Linked DNA regions of Homo sapiens: region 1 is linked to region 2. Evidence: chromatin loops called from intact Hi-C (ENCODE). Cell type or tissue: Caco-2. All regions are shown on one strand. Each heading gives the region's core, and the rest is flanking DNA. Links, peaks and the distances in the headings are about the cores only.

Region 1 (5,393 bases), core at 338-5,337, 170 kb before region 2:
TAATATATAAGTGATTAGTGATTTTCTTCTGTGACTCAAACTGGCTCTAAGGTACAACAACAATATTCTGAGAAGTGGCAGAACTGCTACAATAATTCTAAGGCAGCAATTTTGATGGATAATTCTTATCTATATACAGGCATACCTTGGAGATACTATGGGTTTGGTTCTAGACTACTACAATAAAGCGATTACTACAATAAGGTGAGTCACACAAATTTGTTGGTTTCCCAGTGCACATAAAAGTTATGTTTACACTATACTATAGTCTATTAAGTGTGTGATAGTGTTATGCCTAAAAAAATGATGTGCATATCTTAATTAAAAATATTTTATTGCTAACAAATGCTAACGAAGTAGGTACATGTTGCTAGGAAAATGGCACTGATAGACATGCTGGACACAGGGCTGCCACAAACCTTCAATTTGCTAAAAACTCAGTATCTGCAAAGCATGGCAAAGCAAAGTACAATAAAACGAGGTATGCCTGTACTTAATTCTATTTTATGATGATACTCCTGCCTCAAAATAGAGTATAAAATCTAATATAATATAAAACTTTACAATAATTAAATACTCACATAGTTTTAGTATGTTCTAAAATACTATAATTACTTAACTTGGAGGATTTTGTTTTGCATATTGTATACCATTTAGACTTGGTTACTCTCAAGTAGATTAGAAGTTAATGCCCTTTGAAGAGTCAGATGATCTCAGTACCTAAGCCATTCACCGACTCTAAATCAGGCACATTGCTAGGAGTGCTAATATCAACCCGCTGTTCTAAGTCTTCAAAAAAAGTTTACTGAGCTGGGCAACATAGCAATACCTTGTCTCTACTAAAAATACAAAAATTAGCCAGACGTGCTGCCACGCACCTGCAATCCCAGCTACTCAGGAGGCTGAGGTGGGAGGATCACCTGGGCCCAGAAGGTTGAGGCTGCAGTGAGCCGATATGGCACCACTGCACTCCAGCCTGGAAGACAGAGCAAGACCCTGTATCAAAAAAAACAGTTTACTGTAAGACAACAGTATGCTTTAACAGGTTAGACAGCATGATGCTGTTCCTTGTCAAACTCAAGAAATTTCCTGGTCCTTTGAGCTACTCAAACGAACTAGAAAATGGGGTCTTTGCCTTGATAGCTTATATTCCTATATTGAAAAACAAGTCAGTCAAAAATCAGTAAAAAATTAATATGGAAGACTGTGAGATAATCAAAATAACCAATTAAGGTAGTGTTTTTTTGGTTTTTTTTTTTACTGTTTTTGTTTGTTTGTTTGTTTGTTTTGAGATGAAGTCTTGCTCTGTCGCCCAGGCTGGAGTGCAGTGGCGTGATAGTGGCTCACTGCAGCCTCCGCCTCCTGGGTTCAAGCAATTCTCCTGCGTCAGCCTCCCAAGTAGCTGTGACTACCGGTGTGCGCTGCCACACCTGGCTAATTTTTGTATTTTTAGTAGAGACAGGGTTTTGCCATATTGGCCAGGCTGGTCTCGAACTACCGACCTTCAGTGATCCACCTATCTTGACCTCTCAAAGTGCAGGTATTACAGGCGCAAGCCACCATGCCCAGCCAAAGGTAGTATTTTTTAAACTTTGCTTACACTGTCTAAATATAAACAACTTTTTAACTGGTTACATAAATAGCAGATCATGAAGAAAAACCCGGACCCTGAAAACCCACCTTTAAAAACTTTGTGTGTAAATTAATCATGGTGTTTTCATCTTTGTTTCTGACTTTCTAAAGAAAGAGAAGTATCCTCTGCAGGGCAAAGGATCTGCAGAACTATAATCCAGCAATTTGTAAGACCACAGAGACTCAAGTTAAATAAAACATATTTTTTAAGCCACTGCCCATATAAAATCCTGAAGGGCAGGGACAGGATCCTAGTCCAGTGCCTAGTCCCCAGACCTAGTCCAGTGCTTCAATGATAGTAGTAGTTACCTATAGGGAAGACTTAAGGTCACTGACATATTGTTATTTATCCTCTGCTTACTTACGAAAGTACAGGCTGGGTGTACACAATGACAGTTAAAAAACTGTTGATGGGTTTCCCTTTGTGGGTAACCCGACCTTTCTCTCTGGCTGCCCTTAACATCTTTTCCTTCATTTCAACTTTGGTGAATCTGACAAGTATGTGTCTTGGAGTTGCCCTTCTCGAGGAGTATCTTTGTGGTGTTCTCTGTGTTTCCTGAATTTGAATGTTGGCCTGCCTTGCTAGGTTGGGGAAGTTATCCCAGATAATATCCTGAAGAGTGTTTTCCAACTTGGTTCCATTCTCCCTGTCACTTTCAGGTACACCAATCAGATGTAGATTTGGTCTTTACACATAGTCCCATATTTCTTGGAGGCTTTGTTCATTTCTTTTTACTTTTTTCTCTAAACTTCTCTTCTCGCTTCATTTCATTCATTTGATCTTCAATCACTGATACCCTTTCTTCCAGTTGATCGAATTGGCTACTGAAGCTTGTGCAAGTGTCACATAGTTCTCATGCCATGGTTATCAGCACTGTCAGGTCATTTAAGGTCTTCTCTATGCTGTTTACTCTAGTTAGCCATTCATCTCTTCTCTCAACTCATCAAACTCATTCTCTGTCCAGCTTTGTTCCATTGCTGGAGAGGAGCTGCATTCCTTTGGAGGAGAAGAGGCGCTCTGATTTAAGAAAACCTAGGCAATACCATTCCGGACATAGGCATGGGCAAGGATTTCATGACTAAAACACCAAAAGCAATGGCAACAAAAGCCAAATTGACAAATGGAATCCAATTAAACTAAAGAGCTTCTGCACAGCAAAAGAAACTACCATCAGAGTGAACAGGCAACCTACAGAATGGGAGAAAATTTTTACAATCTACCCATCGGACAAAGGGCTAATATCCAGAATCTACAAAGAACTTAAGTTTACAAGAAAAAATCAAACAAACCCATCAAAAAGTGGGCAAAGTATATGAACAGACACTTCTCAAAAGAAGACATTTAGGCAGCCAATAGACACATGAAAAAATGCTCATGATCACTGGCCATCAGAGAAATGCAAATCAAAAACCACAATGAGATACCATCTCACACCAGTTAGAATGGTGATCATTAAAAAGTCAGGAAACTACAGGTGCTGGAGAAGATGTGGAGAAATAGGAACGCTTTTACACTGCTCTTGGGACTGTAAACTAGTTCAATCACTGTGGAAGACAGCGTGGCGATTCCTCAAGGATCTGTAACTAGAAATATCATTTGACCCAGCCATACCATTACTTGGTCTATACCCAGAGGATTATAAATTATGCTACTATAAAGACACATGCACACGTATGTTTATTGCAGCACTATTCACAATAGCAAAGACTTGGAACCAACCCAAATGTCCAACAATGATAGACTGGATTAAGAAAATGTGGCACATATACACCATGGAATGCTATGCAGCCATAAAAAAGGATAAGTTCATGTCCTTTGTAGGAACATGGATGAAGCTGGAAACCATCATTCTCAGCAAACTATCGCAAGGACAGAAAACCAAACACCGCGTGTTCTCACTCATAGGTGGGAATTGAACAATGAGAACACTTGGACACAGGGTGGGGAACATCACACACTGGGGCCTGTCGTGGGGTGGGGGGAAAAGGGAGGGATAGCATTAGGAGATATAGCTAATGTAAATGACGAGTTAATGGGTGCAGCATACCAACATGGCACATGTATACATATGTAACAAACCTGCACCTTGTGCACATGTACCCTAGAACTTAAAGTATAATAATAAAAATAAAATTAAATTAAAAAAATAAATAAAAAACTGTTGAATTATTTGATCCACTCAATACCTAACAGGCGAGTTGATGTATCTACTGATTTTAATCCTCACAATTATACTGAACTGAATGATTGTTTTGGTGTCATGCACACAACACGCTTAAGTTTTCCATTGGCCATGCCTATGATTTTGTGTCCTTTAAGGTATGACTATAGTGATCCCATATAGTCAAATATCTGGGAAGTTCTTGCAAAACATGGAGAGTATCTATTACTGTCAACATGATGTGATCTCATTATTTACAAGTAAAAGTTCAGCACCAAATTATAGAACAGATTTCAGAATAGAATCAAACTATAGAACAGATTTTAAACTCATTTTCAAATAAGTTTTATGCTATGAGGAAGTTATTTCAAAATATTCCATCACAGAAAGTGTGACTCATTGAGAATCCAAATTATTCATTGTGTATTATGACTAACATTCTTAATGTGAACATTCCTTAATGAGTAAACCTGCAGTGTACAAAAATAGTAAAATATTATTCAAATATCACCACATAGTAACCTCCTTTTCATCCTGTTGGGGCTCGCACACATGGAACAAAGAACAAAATTTTAAAAATAAGCACAGGGCCATCTAAGCAGTAGAATTTTTAACCATGAAAGGTTTTAGTATTTATTAGGTGGACTGATTTTTTTTTAATTGGCTGTACCGGGTGCAGTAATCACACCACTTTGGGAGGCCAAGGCAGATGGATTGCTTGAGCTCAGGAGTTCAAGACCAGCCTGACCAACATGGCAAAACCCTGTCTCTATCAAAAATACAAAAATTAGCTGGGCATGGTGGCACACACCTGTAGTCCCAGCTACTCTGGGGGTGAGATGGGAGGATCGCTTGAGCCTGGGAGCCAGAGGTTGCAGTAAGCCAAAACGGCGACACTGCACTCCAGCCTGGGCCATAGAGTGAGACTCCATCTCAACAAAAAACAACAACAACAACAACAAACAAAACAAAAGGCTAATGCAGATATATCTTACTAAATAATATCCCTCTTCAAGTGTGTTTCAAGAGGAACACACTTGTTTGTCCTACTTTACTTTCCCAAGCCTAAATTAAAGATTAAAAATAATTTCCTTTGAGTTTTTTCAAAATAGGCTAAAGGAATGGCTAATAACCATAAAGTATGATTGAATAATGCTCCAAAATTAACAGTTGGCCTTTCATTTGATATTAACTATCTCTAGACATTAATCCTATAAAGTTTTTAAAAAGAAAAGTTACTTTTCTCTTCACTTGACATTTAAGAGTCTTGAATACAAAACCCTGAAACATGATATAAAGATGTTCTAGATAGCATACACTTACGAAGTGCATTTTCAATGAGTAGTCCATATTCCTGGGTTCACTCTCAGAGCACTGCTTCTTTCTTTCACTTACTTTTATTCTAAAATTAGATATGGGAGGAAGGAATCATAGTCTTTCTGTTATGCTTCTGATTCATTTATTTCACAAATACATTTGGGTACCTACTATATGCCAGACATTAGTGTAGGTGCTAATATACAGCAGTAAACAAAACAGTCAAAAACCTCCCCTCAGAAGCTTCTACTTTTCTTACCCCAATATTTACAGTACTCTATT
Region 2 (5,393 bases), core at 267-5,266:
TTGTCTGTCACCCTTTCCTTCTTGGCTGCTGGCACCTTCCTATCTCATTGTCAACGAGAAGCCACCACACTATCTCCACATCTGAGTATCTCTATCCCATTCTCCACCAGTTAGAGCTCTTAAAACCTCCAGGGAAGCTAGCCTCAGAAGGACAGAGGACCCTATATTTGGGCTTAGGAATCCTAAATGCCCTAGGGCTTAGAGCTGCCATTACTGGTATTTCACACTTATTTCAGGTTTTTTTTTTTTTTTAAAAAAAAGGAAGAAAATTTTTGTGGCTTGCCCATGAATTGCATAACATTGTTCTAGGGGGAAATGCATTCTGACCTCAAACTCACCTAAAACTACAGATTTTTGAAACATGACATATATGTTTAGGGCATTACATGAGACCACACTTTTTCTCACACATGGTAACTATATTTCCTTTTTCTTTTTTTTCTTTTCTTTTTTTTTTTTTTGAGACAGAGTCTCAACTCTGTAGCCCAGGCTGGAGTGCAGTGATGTGATCTCAGTTCACTGCAACCTCCGCCTCCCGGGTACAATTCTCCTGCCTCAGCCTCCCGAGTAGCAGGGATTGCAGGCACTCACCACCACACCTGGCTGATTTTTGTATTTTTAGTAGAGACGGGGTTTCTCCATGTTGGTCAGGCTGGTCTCGAACTCCTGACCTCAAGTGATCGGTCTACCTGGGCCTCCCAAAGTGCTGGGATTACAGGCATGAGCCACCACCCCCAGCCCTTATTTTCCTTATGTATTTTGCTTATATGTTTTTCCTACATATGGTAACTGTGAGTCTTTTTTCATTCAACTTGCCCGCAAATGTGATTTTATATATACTGTCATATATTTCTAACTTATATAAATAATGCAAAGTAAAAGATGTCCTTGAGTTTATAAGGTAAAAAATATTTTTGTGTGTAGCTACACATTGTATATTTTATATTGATTGTATGTCAGATTTCTATTATAGAAAGCAAATCATACTATTTAGCATGAGATCATCTTCATTTAGATACACCATAGGTCAAAACACAGATGTTTTGTCTTCATTGTTGCTCTGAGAAACTATGATTCCTACAAGAAACATTCCCTCCACCATCAGTAAAATAAGATGCTATGAAAGAGGTCAAAGTATTTGACGTCTAAATCAGAAGGTATTTTCTTTACTTCTGCCATATTTCTATATGGTTACATGGGGATATATAAGCAAAACAGGTCTCAATGAAATTGAATTGCTTTGTGGCAAATGCATTGAATAAATATACATTTATTGAGCAGCTACTATATTCAAAGCACTGTGGTAGGCCTGGAGATACAAAATAAACATGACTTGGTCTCTTCCTTAGAGGGGCTCACTCTTCATAAGACTTAAAAAACAAGAAATAGATCCAATGCACTCTTTTAAACTAATAACAAAAAATCAAGGAAAAGTAAAATAGATGCTTGTGAAAAGCCTCTTTGCAGAGTGAAATGGAATACTACATATTATGTAAGCATACCAATGAAAACATTATCAGTATATATAATGCTGGATGACGGCTATTTAAATATCCAAATTGAATGAACAAATGATGGCTCACAATAGCCTCAACCTCCAGGGCTCAAGCAATTCTCCCCACTTTGGCCTCCCTAAATGCTGGAATTACAGGCGTGAGCTATCTGTGCCTGCCTAGATGATCCATTTTTTGACTATGGAAGATATGAAGCCAACAAGAATCACATAGACATCATTATCACCACTGTTTTTTTTTAACTTAGATGCCAGTGCCTCTACTTTTCTCTTTTTCTTCCCTTCCTTGCTTCTTGTTGAACTTCTAATCTCCAGCTATGAGCTCAAAATACAAGGTATACACCAATGCAGATGTCCATGAACACATGAAAGAAACAGAAAATCTACTGTCACTTTCTTGATGCTTTATGAGGCAAACCTAATGAAACTATATTGCTCTGTAAAACAAAGTTGCTTACCATTTTCATATCATATTCCTATTTCAACTTTACAGAATATAAATTAAATGTTTTCTTAGGGCAACTAAAAACTGCTCCATCAAAAAAAAAATCCGCTAGGGCCGGCCACGGTGGCTCACACCTGCAATCCCAGCACTTTGGGAAGCTGAAACCCCATCTCTACTAAAAATACAAAAATTAGCTGGGCATGGTGGTGGGCGCCTGTAGTCCCAGCTACTCAGGAAGCTGAGGCAGCAGAATCGCTTAAACCGGGAGGCAGAGGTTGCAGTGAGCTGAGACAGCACTACTGAACTCCAGCCTGGGCACAGACTCAGGCTGACTCACAGAGCAAGACTCAAAAAATAAATAAATAATCACTAAATAGTCTTTAATATTTCTTATATTTAGTACAGTACCTTCAATATTCATCCTCCTTAGAACTATCTTGAAATCCCTTAGCTGTATACATTTCTCATTAAGAGAGAAAAAATAATTTAATTTAGTAATTATTTAAAAATTTTTTAAAGACATGGGAAAGTTATACTGCCATCTTGTGGTTAAAGTTTGATTACAGAAGCAAGCACTTCTGGCATTTCCCATTCATAAACCAAATCCACAACATAATATGTATCATACTTAAAACTTTTTCCTTACAGAAGGAGTAGGGTTGAAGGAAAAAAATCCTGTTTAGAACTTACATTCAAGAAAAATTATTATTCATACATATACCCAATTTCTTATGTTAAAGGCCACTGAATTAAAACAAGAAATGGCATTTGAGTCCCAGATACATAAATAAAACCTACGTGTTTGGCACTGTAGCTCCTGTTTAGAGATGTTTATAATTTATTATGACTATAATACATACCCTAGCCCTAATAACTTTGAAAAACAAAATTATGGAATCTAGGAGTTTCAGGTAATCTCTAAGATCTACAAGAAATTATGACATTTATCCTAAGCTTATCAATGATTTCTATTTTATCCAGGACTCTAATTCAAATTTTACGGCAAGAACCAACATAAAGAAAATAAATATTATACAAATAAAAACAGTTTCTTCCATCCCTCTTTCTTACTCATATACATAAACCCATTTTTCCATACATACACAGGTATGAATCACAATTAAAAGAAAAATTAATTCCCAAAGTACAGTCTGTATTTTTCAAGTGTAGAATTCTCTATGATCTATGCAAGGCAAAGATGCTTTGCAATAGTGGAATGTAATCAGAAGTTAACACACTTCTAGATCTAACTATATCTGCAGAAAGCTTTTCCTTTTAAAAAGAAAATAAAAAGCAAATCACCAAAATTATAGGAAGACAGCGCCATCTATAGGTCTGCACAAGTACAGAATAGTAATCTTAGTTTCAGATATAAATGTCCACTGTGATAAACTAGCCAATCAAATGTGCTGTCCTAGGCGGACGCTCCAAAATAATGCTGCTCATTCTCAGATCTCTGGAGAGGATCTTGCAATTTACTCCAAAGTGCTTTAACCTGCCTCTACAATCATGCCCCAAAATGATAGTGATAATAACAGCAATAGAAGCCTCAAGCAATCAGAACAAAAACTAATGTTTTTCACAATTGTATTATTCTGATTTGGCATACTTGATGGTCGATAAATATTGGTAACTTTTCAAGAAATATTAGCACATTGGTAGGTTCTCTCTCTCTCTCTCTCTTTCTCTTCATTCTGCAAAATTACTTTGGGCCATGATTCTATTTTAGGTGTCATCCAATTCTATCGAGTTCTATTGAATTTCATTCTTCTTTCTCCAAAGAGGAGGCTATACGTTCTCCCTACAGTAGTCTATTCTAGTTTTTACAGACATTAAATTACATGCGACTTAAGATTCCCTCCTTTTTCAGACAGGCCCCTCCTGTCCACTCTTGGGTTGCTCTCACTCTACTGAGTCACACCAGTATCTTATTAGTTGTGTGCGAATTCAGTTAACAATACGTGAGGGTGGAGGCTTGGCCCACTTCCTGACCAATTGCCTGTAGCATCTGGCAGAAAAAAAGATGCCGCATTAATGCCAACAGAGGCACTGCTGGTTAATATGGAGAATTTCATACTTAAGCTATGGCTGGCATTTAAAAATCTGCAAAAACAAGAAATGGACTTTTGTACAAGGGCAGACCCTGTTTGTTCATTAACACTCAAGTTCAAGAAAAAGCTGTGGTATTTAACATAACCAGAGAGAAAAAGAAGACTTATGGGGGCAATACTTGAAGGGGCTGCTTACCTGATTTCTCATTCTGCACACTAAGAGGCAGGGTGGAGTAATGGATGAGAGCTCAAGCTTTGAAAGCAAAGAGCAGAGTTTGAGTCTGTGTCTGTCATCAGCCTTGAACAAGATATTTAATTTCTCTGAGCTTCACTTTCCTCATCTTCAAGAAATTACAAATTGGCTCATGCCTGGAATCCAGCACTTTGGGAGGCCAAGGCGGGCAGATCACTTGAGGTCAGGAGTTCAAGACGAGCCTGGCCAACATAGTGAAACCCTGTCTCTACTAAAAATACAAATATTAGCTGGGCAGGGTGGCATGTGCCTGTAATCCCAGCTACTTTGGAGGCTGAGGCAAGAGAGACGCTTGAACCCAGGAGAAGGGGTTTGCAGTGAGCCGAGGTCACTTCACTGCACTCCAGTGTGGGCGACAGAGAGAAACCCCATCTCAAAAATAATAATAATAATAGAGATTATTTAAGCAAAGTAAGATGCTTTGCACATAGTAAGCATTCAGTAAATGTTAGCACTCAAAAGATAAGATTTATCTTACTTTTTAAAATCTTATCATACTTATTGACTATGATAGTTAGGAAGGATCTACCCAACCCAAACAAATATCCCAGGAAGTTCATTGTGACTTCTAAAGATGACAAAAAGAATGAATGAAAAGACTGAACTCAAAATAGAAATGAGAAAATGATAATTTGTTTGAAGGTCTGATATTAGTTTCAAAATATATCTCTGAAACATCTTTGAAAACCATTAGCGTCCACTGACTCTCAATTTCATTTTATTTCAATTTTTTTTTTTTTTTGACAGAGTCTCGCTCTCTCACCCAGACTGAAGTGCAGTGGCACAATCTCAGCTCACTGCAACCTCTGCTCCGGGTTCAAGCAATTCTCCTGCTTCAGCCTCCTGACTAGCTGGGACTACAGGCGCCTGCCACCATGCCCAGTTAATTTCATTTTATTTCTGCTATATACCTTAAAAATGTGAGCCTGCAGAGCGCAGAGAAGTCAGAAACACAGTTCTGGAAGTCACCTGCAAACAGACAACACTGAAGCCAAAGAGTGGATGGGTTTGTTTGGGGAGTTAGAATGTGTAAAACACAAGAAGAAAAAAACTAAATAAAATGAATTTAAAATAAATTTTTAAAAGACTGTGTAAAGCAAAAAACTTACAAACATGTAGAATATCAATTTT

Evidence for each region. A loop is a pair of places that touch in the nucleus more often than their neighbours do. Peaks named below come from ENCODE experiments on the same cell type or tissue, not always from the same donor. Only the 100,000 strongest peaks of a DNase experiment are listed, where the experiment ranks them.
Region 1: it touches region 2 in a loop (15-fold over the local background); 1 of 110 quality-filtered maps calls a loop at or near these places.

What each region holds. Positions count from the first base shown.
Region 1 is chr14:36,978,085-36,983,477 of GRCh38, forward strand. The region is part of intron 1 of SLC25A21 (solute carrier family 25 member 21); the gene reads right to left. Among named protein-coding and RNA genes, the nearest start is that of MIR4503, 28 kb to the left of the region's middle. In Caco-2, for the core only: no CTCF peak of the experiment used is centred there; a DNase peak (open chromatin) is centred at 2,567.
Region 2 is chr14:37,147,398-37,152,790 of GRCh38, forward strand. The region is part of intron 1 of SLC25A21 (solute carrier family 25 member 21); the gene reads right to left. Among named protein-coding and RNA genes, the nearest start is that of SLC25A21-AS1, 22 kb to the right of the region's middle. In Caco-2, for the core only: CTCF peaks have their summits at 2,482 (motif pointing left) and 3,262 (motif pointing left); no DNase peak of the experiment used is centred there.